Regions from separate parts of the Homo sapiens genome. Here regions 2 and 3 are each linked to region 1. Evidence: chromatin loops called from intact Hi-C (ENCODE). Cell type or tissue: GM12878. All regions are shown on one strand. Each heading gives the region's core, and the rest is flanking DNA. Links, peaks and the distances in the headings are about the cores only.

What was found. A loop is a pair of places that touch in the nucleus more often than their neighbours do. Peaks named below come from ENCODE experiments on the same cell type or tissue, not always from the same donor. Only the 100,000 strongest peaks of a DNase experiment are listed, where the experiment ranks them.
Region 2: it touches region 1 in a loop (6-fold over the local background); 7 of 110 quality-filtered maps call a loop at or near these places.
Region 3: a loop joins it to region 1, with 6 times the contacts of the local background. A loop is called at or near these places in 3 of 110 quality-filtered maps.

What each region holds. Positions count from the first base shown.
Region 1 is chr12:92,985,830-92,989,412 of GRCh38, reverse strand. No RefSeq gene overlaps it. Among named protein-coding and RNA genes, the nearest start is that of LINC02413, 3.1 kb to the left of the region's middle. RefSeq lists an enhancer at 1,124-1,173. In GM12878, for the core only: a CTCF peak has its summit at 1,918 (motif pointing left); DNase peaks (open chromatin) are centred at 1,282 and 1,882; H3K4me3 peaks cover 892 bases; H3K27ac peaks cover 1,996 bases.
Region 2 is chr12:93,567,604-93,571,186 of GRCh38, reverse strand. All of the region lies in intron 1 of SOCS2-AS1 (SOCS2 antisense RNA 1), which reads left to right. It also overlaps a transcript of SOCS2 not described here. Among named protein-coding and RNA genes, the nearest start is that of SOCS2-AS1, 2.0 kb to the left of the region's middle. RefSeq lists silencers at 1-75, 446-635, 696-745. In GM12878, for the core only: CTCF peaks have their summits at 829 and 1,438; no DNase peak of the experiment used is centred there; H3K4me3 peaks cover 1,361 bases.
Region 3 is chr12:93,165,798-93,169,380 of GRCh38, reverse strand. The region is part of intron 3 of LOC643339 (a long non-coding RNA gene); the gene reads left to right. Among named protein-coding and RNA genes, the nearest start is that of LINC02412, 6.8 kb to the left of the region's middle. RefSeq lists an enhancer at 1,141-1,690. In GM12878, for the core only: no CTCF peak of the experiment used is centred there; DNase peaks (open chromatin) are centred at 1,380 and 2,280; H3K4me3 peaks cover 1,787 bases; H3K27ac peaks cover 2,500 bases.

The DNA of each region.
Region 1 (3,583 bases), core at 477-2,976:
GGCTTCTCTTAAGAAACAGGATCCGGAAACATTGTTTCCACCTCCTTGTAAGGTGACAGCACTCATAACTGGCCTGCTTTGCTCATTTTCGTGACCTGCCTGGGTTTTGGCTTTATGTTAACCCTAACCCCTGGCAGAGAGTGCACAGTTCTCTCTCATATAGTTGTTATGAGGTCCAAATAAAATAGTGTATAAAGTAGCTCCCAGTAAGAACTGAATCATTATTACTTCTCCCTTTTTAGTTGCTGAAATTCAGGTTTGTGAGCTTACGTTGACTTTTAAGCATCTAAATAGATTTTCCATTTTACATAGATGAATAATGATTAAAAATAGCAAAAGTAGGATTAGATGAACACCTGGGATGAAGCAAATCCTTAAAGGAAAATAATATGATCTCAGGATCTTGAAAACATGTTTGCAAGATACATTTTTCCTTGAGATTAAAATCTTAGACTTTTGTTATCTCTTCCAAATGAACCATTTAATCAATGAGACAGTTTATTGGACAAATAGATGTTTTCCTTGCACTGTGCCAAAAAACAGATTTGATTGATTTTACAATTAAATTGAGGGAAGTGGCTGATAGTTTTTGCAAACTCATTCCTTGCCCTTTATTGATTTTTGTTTAAAGTTTAGCCATTGAACATTACAATAAAGTAACTAAGCAAGCCACCTTGAACTGACAAAACAAGGGCACTCACTAAGTGAAAACACCACACATAATGATAAGACCTGTCAGAGCACTTATGGATTCTGCATCTGATCACTGGAATATGACGTCTAGAGTACTAGGATTAAGAATCTCAGCCTTGAAGTTAAAAAAAAAAAAAAAAAAAGGACTCTTAACCTTTTCCTGGCACAGTGGCTCATGCCTGTAATTCCAACACTTTGGGAGGCCAAGGCTGGAGGACTGCTTGAGGCCTGGAGTTTAAGACCAGGCTGGGCAACATAGTGAGACCCCTCCCCTTCCCATCTCTACAAAATAATAAATAAATAAATAAATAAATAAATAAATAAATAAATAAATAAATAAAAGAATCCCAGCCTTGAGGTTAGCTTTGGACTATCAAAGCTGCCTCAACTATTGCTCATTTAGAGAGCTCAAAAGCTTTTTTAAGAACTCGCTTATTTGTTTCATTTCCTCTTCTGAAGATTTTTTTTGCAGATCCAGACTTTGAAGAGGCTCCTCCCTCCTGCCAGGCTCACTTGCCCTTGTCCTTGCTGTGACAAATTACATATTTCAAAACTCTCAAGTAGTGCCCCGCTTCTGTCCCAACGCTACCACCACCATGCATATCCCTTGCTGAACTCTGAAACCAAGACTCAGTTTCAGGAAACACAGCTGTCAGAACACTCCTCCAGTTACAGAGTCTACAGGCATCTCACACTAGGTCTCCAGGTCCCCATGTCCCAGCATGAAGTGGGGGTGGAATGTGGCAGAGGCCTGTCACCTCTCCTCCCTCCAGGGCTGGCAACAACTTCCCCCGACCTGGGTCTTCTGTTTCACAACAGATTCAGTCTTTTCAACTTCTGGATGCCTCTCTTGGTAGCTCACACCTGCAATCCAAGCACTCTGAGGGGCAGAGGATCCTTTGAGCCTCCGAGTTCAAAATCAGGCCAGTCAACATAGTGATACCCCTTCTCTATCAAAAATAAGAACTAAAAAAACTTTTTAAATGGATGCTTCTCTTAGCTTAGCTTCTCTTTGCATTTGAAAAATGATGCCAATTCTTTTCCTCAGGGGACGTCTTTGAATGCCTCTGGCACTTTCACAGATTCCTCCTTTTTTTTTTTTTATGAAGCAAAATGTGGCAATTTAGACGTTTCATTAGTTGTTACTAAGCTGTGTCTCTGCTTGTTTTGTAAACTCTTTCCCAGACCCAGTGGAAAAGCGCATGCACTTCTTTTACTTTTTTGAAGAGAACTAGCACCCTCTGTAGGCCAATCTTGTTTATTAATAGTTTCTAGTGCCAGTGCCTAAGGCAAAAAAATTGCATTTGTCAAACCTATCTATGAAAATCCCTTAAATTATCAGGAAGCATAAAAACCAAGAATTAGTTTCTTTTGTTTCTGTTTTGGTCAGTGTCTCCCTTTTTTGGAGTAGTGGATTTCAACAGGGGAGGGAAGCTTAAATAAAAAGAGAGTCTTTTTCTCTACCTCTCTTTTTGTCTTTTCTGCCACGTGCTTATGTGGAGAAGCTTGTATTCTTCAATTTCCATATAATATATTCATTCACTCAGAAATGTTTATTGAGTCAACTACCTACCAAGCACAATACAGATTCTGATACAGAGAGATCCCTGCTCTCATGGAGCTTACATTCTAATAAGGAAAGAAGATTACCAGCTAGATTTCAAGAAATGCTTCTTCGGAGAATAATAGATACTCTGAGCATAATAAAATGAGAATGGTGTAGAGAGTGATAGGGCAGTGGGGTAAGCTGTATTAAATAGAATAGTCATGGTGGGCCTCCAGAAGGAGGTGATTTTTGGCAGAGATTTGAATGGAGAGGAGCCGGATTCATAAATTCTGTGCTGGGGTGTGACCACAGCAGTCTGGCTTGCCAAATCTACTCCTAATCTCTACATTTACTGCCTCCCACATGTTGTATTTTGGCTACACCTCATTAGTCCCCAAAAAGTAGATTACGAGGTGGGAGGATCACTTAAGGCCAGGAATTTGAGACTAGCCTGGGCAATATAGTGAGACTCCATCTCTAATTTATGAAAGAGAGAGAGAGAGAGAAAGCAAAAAAAAAAAAAAAAAAAAAAAAGGCTGGACATGGTGGCTTCACCTGTGATCCCAACATTTTAGCAGGGGCAAGGCAGGAGGATTGCTTAAGACCAGGAGTTAAAGAACAGCCTAGGCAACATAGTCATACTCTGTCTCTATTATTTATTTATTTATTTTTTGAGATAGAGTCTCGCTCTGTCACCCAGGCTAGAGTGCAATGGTGTGATCTCGGCTCACTGCAACCTCTGCTTCCCGAGTTCAAGCGGTTCTCCTGCCTCAGCCTCCTGAGTAGCTGGGACTACAGGCATGTGCCACCATGCCCAGCTAATTTTTGTATTTTCAGTAGAGACAGGGTTTTGTCATGTCGTCCAGGCTGGTCTTGAACTTCTGACCTCGTCATCTGCCTGCCTCAGCCTCCCAAAGTGCTGGGATTACAGGCATGAGCCACCGCACCTAGCCTCTGTCTCTATTTTATTTAAAAAAAAAAAAAAGAGAGAGAGAGAGATACTAGGTACAATGACTCATGCCTATAATCCTAGCACTTTGGGAAACCAAGGCAAGAGGATCACTTGAGCTCAGAAGTTCAAGCTCAGCCTGGACAACCTAGTGAGACCCCATCTCTATTTTTTTTCAAACTAAAATAAAGAAAATTTTAAAAAAGAAGAAAGAAATTTGTTGTAAGCAAATATTGACAATATTTATTAGAACGTGCTCTGTCTCCCATATACACCAATAAGCCCATAGAGAAATCCAGTCCTGAAACATAAATGGAATATTGCTTTCTGAGAGATACATCAGATGTTTTTTTGTTGTTGTTGTTATTTTTGGTTTTTGGTTTTTGTTTTTTTTT
Region 2 (3,583 bases), core at 417-2,916, 580 kb before region 1:
GGTATCCTGAGGCTGTGCACCCGGGACCCCGGCGCGCACTGTCCGCGGGCCACGCGGTGAGGGTGGCTGCGGGCGAGAGGGCTCATGCTTCAGGGGAAGCCCAAGGCCCGCCAGCCGCGGCGGCTGCGACGAGACTTGGCAAGAGTTAAACGTCGGTCCCAGGAGCAGCGAGTGCGCGCGACTTCCCAGACCGACGCGCCTCCCTTGCTCCCCGCCTCCCTCCCCAGTCAGCGCTCCGCTCGCGCCCCGCCCGGCTGCTGCGGAGGCGGCTTTCCAGGAACTTTCCAGGAATCGGCCTCACGTGACCGCGGGCCCCGCTACTGCTTTAAAGAGGCTCGGTCGCAATACACAGGCTTCAGGGAAGACCGGGTGAGAGCGCTCGGGTGCAGGGCGGGCGGTGTGCACGCCGGGGTCGGCCTGCCTCTGGCCCCACACCCCGGGGTGCTCGGGCGCAAGCTAGAGATCTCCCCGGCCACCGGCTACAGCCAACCCCGTTTCGGCGGCCGGAGCCTGCCCCCTACCCGGGCCAGCTGAGCGCCCGGGTTCAGGGAAGGATAGCGATCCTTGGCCCTTGGCCTGCCACGGGGGTGGGTTCCTCTAAACATCCCGGCGGCGCCCCCTCGATGCGACCCTCCTGGCCGCACTTTTGCGGGGGGTGGGCGTGCAGGAGCGACTGTGGGTCCTCGGAAACCAGACTCTCCGGCTCTAAGACACATCGATGGCGTGGGGACGCCGTGCTCGTCCCGGTGCCCACGGCCGGGGACCGGAGGCGGTCCCCTTGATCAGGTCCTGGAAGGCAGCGAGCGGGAGAGCAGCGCCTCCTTAAGCGGCGCCGGCCGTCCTTAGTCCCCTCCCCCTGGCGCTCCGGCTCCTTGTCACCCGCACCCACCCGGCTCCTCCCTTCCTCCTCCCCTCTGCTCCAACGTCTCCGGTAGACCCGGCGGCCCGCCCGGGTCACCTGCGCCGGCTGCTAAGGGGGCGCCCTTACCTGCGCGCCCGGAAGGGGCTTGGTGACTGGCCTCGGTTCCCTCAGTCCGGAGAGTGTCTCTGCCATTCCCTGCAGGGCTGACGCCCCAGGGCTGGGATTCGGAAGGATCTCGGCACCTCTACCCTACCTGGGATTCTCACCTCCAACCCCGTTGGAGGCCCCCTGGCCTTAGTGGAAACTCATCTCCTTGTCTGCGCACCCGCCCCCGAAATATGACCTACTTGAAATGTGACCTACTTTTTAAAAGAAACCCTTAACAATCACGGGAAAACCGGATCCAAAATTTCGATAAGCATTTTTCTTTGAAATACTATTCTATTGCATCACTGCTCGAAAGCTTGAAAGGTCAATGGCCACTTTTAGTTGAGGCCGCGGCTATGGGAAGTTGGGCGAGGAAGGGGGAGGGGTGGGAGGGAGGCGCGTCTTGCAAACTTTGCCTGGTGCCCCCCCTGCCGGCTCTGGGAGGAAACGGGAACCAGCTCCCAACCTTGGGGTCTGCAGCCGGGGACCAATGGTTTTCTCAATAATTTTCCTGCTTTTGAGTACATAATTCTATGCAGATGATAAGCAGATGAGTCGGGGAGGGGGGCATTTCCCAGCTAACAAAGAGCTTTGTTAACGCTGGAGCCGTGTGCCCTTAATCATGTTTCGTTTTTTAGAAAGAGCCTTTTATAGTGTGGGCGGAGCTAACTGAACCCTAGTTAAAATCCTCTACAAAGTAGTTGAATAATTTTGCACAAGGCACTTACCCTCTTTGGACCTCTGGCCCTTTTTATAACATGAAGGGCTAGATTCGGGTTCTGGGTGAGGGACTGGGATAAAGGAACAAATCAGATTCCATGTGAAGCCTGTGTACAGTCTGAGGCCCCAAGCCTTTTAAGAACCACTATGTCTACTAGGGTTAACTGCCCTCTAAATTGTCCTAATATGGCTTCTTATTCCTTGATGGAGAATCCTAGAGGAAGGGTGTACCCACACTTTAGCTTAAATAAAAAGGTATTTATTCCTAAAACTGACGGAGGGCGGGGAGGGAGCATGACCAAGTCTCCCTCTGTCGCCCAGGCTGGAGTGCAGGGCGTGATCTCAGCTCACTGCAACCTCCGCCTCCCAGGTTCAAGCAATTCTCCTGCCTCAGCCTCCCGAGAAGCTGGGATTACAGGCGCCCACCACCACGCCCGGCTAGTTTTTGTATTTTTAGTAGAGACGGGGTTTCGCCCTGTTGGTCAGGCTGGTCTCGAACTCCTGGGTTCAACCGATCCTCCTGCCTCGGCCTCTCAAAGTGCCGGGTTTACAGGCGTGAGCCACCCCTCCTGGCCCTAACATTTTTATACAGTAAGTTTAATATTTACTTGATAGTGGGTTGAAATGAATCTTCCAGCAACTCCTTTTTTATGTGCTTTCCTGTTGCCTTGGTGCATGCTGTTCCCTCTTCCTAGAATGCTCCAACCCTGATGGCTGCATCATACTTGATTAAAAGAATCCTGGCCGGGCGCGGTGGCTCACGCCTGTAATCCCAGCACTTTGGGAGGTTGAGGCGGGTGGATCACTTGAGGTCAGGAGTTCAAGACCAGCCTGGCCAACATGGTGAAACACCGTCTTTACTAAAAATACAAAAATTAGCCGGGTGTGGTGGTGCATGCCTGTAATCCCAGCTACTAGGGAGACTGAGGCAGGAGAATCGCTTGAACCCGGGAGGTGGAGGTTGCAGTGAGCCGAGACGGTGCCACTGCACTCCAGCCTGTTTACCTCTCTGACCTCATTTCCTCCTGCTCTGTTCTTTGATCACTCTGTTCAAGTTACACTGGACTCCTTGCTAATTCTAGAACTCATTAGCCTTGCCCCTGCTTCAGGGTCTTTGTATTTGCTGTCTCCTCTACCTCTCATGCTCTCCTTTTAGATAGCTGCAAGGTTTACTCCCTCACTTCCTCAAATCTTTATTTAATGCCGCTTTCTTAGTGAGACCTTGCCTGTTGGCTCACTCAGAATTGACCTTCCCCCTGCACATTTCTCTTTCCTCCCTGCTCTAGTTTTTTCCTTAATCATGTTCACCATCTAACCTAGTTTATGTCTTATTTCTCCAGCTTACTTTCTCCCCAACTCTGCTTCATGTATTTGTACTTGCATTGTTCACAGCTGTAGTTCAGCACCTTGAACATAGTTCTTAGCATGTAGTAGGCATCCAATATAATCATTGAATGAATGGATGGATGAATGAATGGATGGATGAATGAATGAATGCATTAGCACCATGGCTTTAAAGTTAAGCTGTCCAGGTATGAATCCTCACTCTGCCACCACTTGCTACATATGTGATCTTTGGCAATTTATTTAGCCTCTTCTGGAGATGATCATGGTCCCTACCTTACAGGGCTGTTGTGAGAATTAATTGAGCTAATCTATGAAAAGTGCTTTGGAACTTAGCAAATACTTAATAACAATTAGCTGTTATTTCAACTGTCATCCTTTTACTCTCGGTGAGTTTGGATTTTTCTGTCTATGGATAAGATTGTCTTACATTTGCCTATGTAAAATTCAATGGTCACCTCCACCCCCACCAAACCTCCCATCCTGTGGCTTCCAGAGAACTTCATGTAG
Region 3 (3,583 bases), core at 417-2,916, 180 kb before region 1:
TTTTGTATCTTTGTAGAGACGGGGTTTCACCATGCTGCCCAGGCTGGTCTCATACTCCTGGGCTCAAGTGATCCTTCCGCCTTGGCCTCCCAAAGTGCTGGGATTACAGGTGTTTACCACCACACTGGCAGAATTTTATTTCTTAAAATGATTTTTGCTGTTTTTTCCTTTATCTTATATTGCCTAAGGGCTTTCTTTTTTTTTTTTTTTTAATATTTTTAAGTAAACAGGGTCTCAAGCCTTCAGCCACCCCTTCATCTCTTATATTTCCCTCCAGTGAAATCATAGTACTATGCACAGGCCTGGGTCTCCTTGTCTTTCAACAACTTTGGCTTCCACTGGGGTCTTGAAATCCCTCCGCCATCAATATACAATAAGAAATCCAGCTTTTCCACTCCAGCTGGCAGCTTTTCTGCTACACAGATTAGCTTTTTCATGAACAAAAACTGGCACATCTGATCTATTGGAATTTTATGGCTGCTTAATGGAATTTATTGAAGGCAGCTCAGCAAAGTAGTGTTGCTATGTCTAGTCATGCCTCAGGAAGTGTCTGTACTTAAACCCCAATATGAAAAAGCATTCAAATCCCAGCACTTTGGGAGGCTGAGGCAGGAGGATCGTGGGGGTCGGGAGTTTGAGACCAGCCTGACCAACATGGAGAAACCCCGTCTCTATTAAAAATACAAAACTAGCCGGGCGTGGTGGTGCATGCCTGTAATTCCAGCTACTTGGGAGGCTGAGGCAGGAGAAGAACTTGAACCCGGGAGGCAGAGGTTGCAGTAAGCCGAGATCGCGCCATTGCACTCCAGTCTGGGCAACAAAAGTGAAACTCCATCTCAAAAATAAATAAATACATACATACATAAAATAAAAAAATAAAAAATAAATAAAAGGCCCCCTTGCTTGAACAACGTCCCCTGCAGATACTTTCTGGGCACAAGGGACGCCGTAAGGGCTCCACTTTGCTTATCTCCGCGCGAATCTTTTACTCATCCTGACACGGGCTAGTTCTAATTGATAATCCGTCTTGCTTCCTGGGAATCCCCGAGGAATTTTTAAGAGAAAAATGCAACTTGTTTTGTGAACGGAAAAACAAGTTTGGCTAAGAGTAAACAAATAATAATGAAAGAAAAGCTCATGAGAAAAATAAAAATGAAACAAAAGCACTCTTTCTTTCCTTTAGGGCAGTGCAGGGGACGGAAGGACAGTGGGAGAGGGTGGGAAACGCAGAGGAGGCGGCTGAGTTTATTTTTAACATCAAGTTAAAGACATACTCTGTGTTCTTTCCTTTTAAAAATAGGCTTTTAACGTCTTGAAGCATTTTGACTATTCTGCCTGTGAGGTAAAACCCCTTTTGTGGCTGGCAACTCCCACTGGGTCTTTTCCCATCATTAAAGGCTTACTGGCCAAGTAGTTAGAGCGTTGGAAAAACCCCAGCACTTTTCTTCAAAGGTTCCTCATTAGCATATGCACACAGCTTCTGTGCGCAGAGAGGCTTAGAAACCCTGGCTGCTTACCTGGAGCTTGAGCTTCCTTGCATTTTTCAGAACTGATGGTTAGGGGAAAATCCTCTTTTTAAAATAGTTTGGATTCATGAAATAGTGGAGACAGTCTTTTTTCAGTCCACTGCAAAATTTATTAGTTGAGTTTATGAATAACGCAACATACCGACACCTATAAAATTTGATATGGGTGAACAGATATGGTAATAGCTAATCTCTAACACTTTTTGAAGGCTTCCTATGGGCCAGATACTGTCTATATGCATTTAATGCTCTGAACAGTGCTCTCAGGGTACATAATATTATCATCCCATTTTACAGATGAAGAAACTTGAACTCAAGGCTATTAAATAACAAACTCAGTGAGTGAGTTTGGGGGAAGAGATTCAAACTCAGGCAAGACAGTCAGTTCAGGTCCACTGCTAGCCCATACCATAAGTACATAATTAGAAAAGAAGTCCCTACTTTAAGATATTTTTGCTTCCATCTTTTGGAAAGTTATCAAAAATACCAATTTTGTTAGAAGAAGACATTTTGCTGCCACTTACAAGACTGTTGTCACAATAAATATATAGATCTGCAATGTGTTGATGAGGTGAAGCATGCCCCCTTAGATGTGACAAACTTGTGCAGTGCACAGCCTGCACAAAGGTCCATGACAGCTGTTCGGTACACGTACACATGCAAACACACATGTACGCTTCCACAGAAGAAAAAAAAGGCTGTTTTAGTTTAGTCTTTTGGTCTTTTAGAGGTAACCAGGCTGATCTGACTTCAGGAACAGCTCTTCTATGTGGCTCAGTCTAGAATGAGTATAGATCATATAAAAGGGTCTGAAACTGGTTGTATTTGTACATAGTTCAAAAATATCCTACTCTTACTTCCTCTTTGCTTCTCCTCTGGGGAATAAACACTCAATAAACATTTTACACAGGAAGTTCCGTGTACATAGGTGTGTTAAAGGATGAGGATAAAATAAATAGAATAGTTCACAAAACTGGGGAGATTAAACTTTTATTACAGAAAATTTCAAACATATACTGAAGTAGAACAAAAAGTATAATGAACCCCACTTTCCTCCATGAACCTAACATCCAGCTGTAAAAATCATCGACTGATGGCCATTCCTGCTTCGTCTGGATTTCCACTCGCTCTCCTCCATATTGAAGCAATTCCTAGACACATCATTTTAGCCAAAAATATTTCAGTACATTTCTCTTCAAGATATGAAATCTTTTCAAAATATAACCACAATACCATTATTACATCTAAACAGAAATAATAAAAAGTCTTTAATATCATCATATAGCCAGTGTTCAAAATTTTAACTGTCTCTCAAATGTCCCAAATTTTCTTTTTTCATTTGTCTGTTTTTACCTTGTGTTTTTTGAAATGGGAACCAACTAAGTTCAAACATCCCATTGGTTGTTACGTTTCTTAAGTCTCTTTTAATGTACAAGTTCTCCCTTCATCTTCCTTCATCTCTCTCTCTCTCTTTTTTCTTTTTTTCCAGAGTCTGCATTTTGCTGATGGCATCCAAGTAATGTTTAACGTGGTTCTCTGCTGCAGAATCCTTTCTGTATCTGTATATTCTTTTAAGGTGCTTGGGTGAATTTGATCCATAGCCAGGCTTGGAAAATACTGGAGAAGTTGTGTTTCTGCTTCTGGATTTCTTAATGTCTTTTATCTTTTTTTTTAATTTCATTTTTCTATTTCTTTCTTTTTTTTTTTTTTTTTGAGATGGAGTCTCGCTCTGTCACTCAGGCTGGAGTGCAGTGGTGTGATCTTGGCTCACTGCAAGCTCCGCCTCCCAGGTTCATGCCATTTTTCTATTTCTTAAATCCTCTATAGGAAATAAGGATTTCTTAATGTCTGGGTTGAAAAAACAAAACTCAGAGGAACCTGAGTACAATCATAAAAGTACATGTCCACCACCTGTTGACAGACGATGAATGTTGGCTTGAATATAGAGGGCATCTAGAATCCCTGGGGCAACTAAGGGGGCTGCAGGGGAACAACTTCTCAGCCAGGCTTGAGATGGGCAACAGAGCTGAATTAGCAGTGCTGGAAAAAAAAAGAGG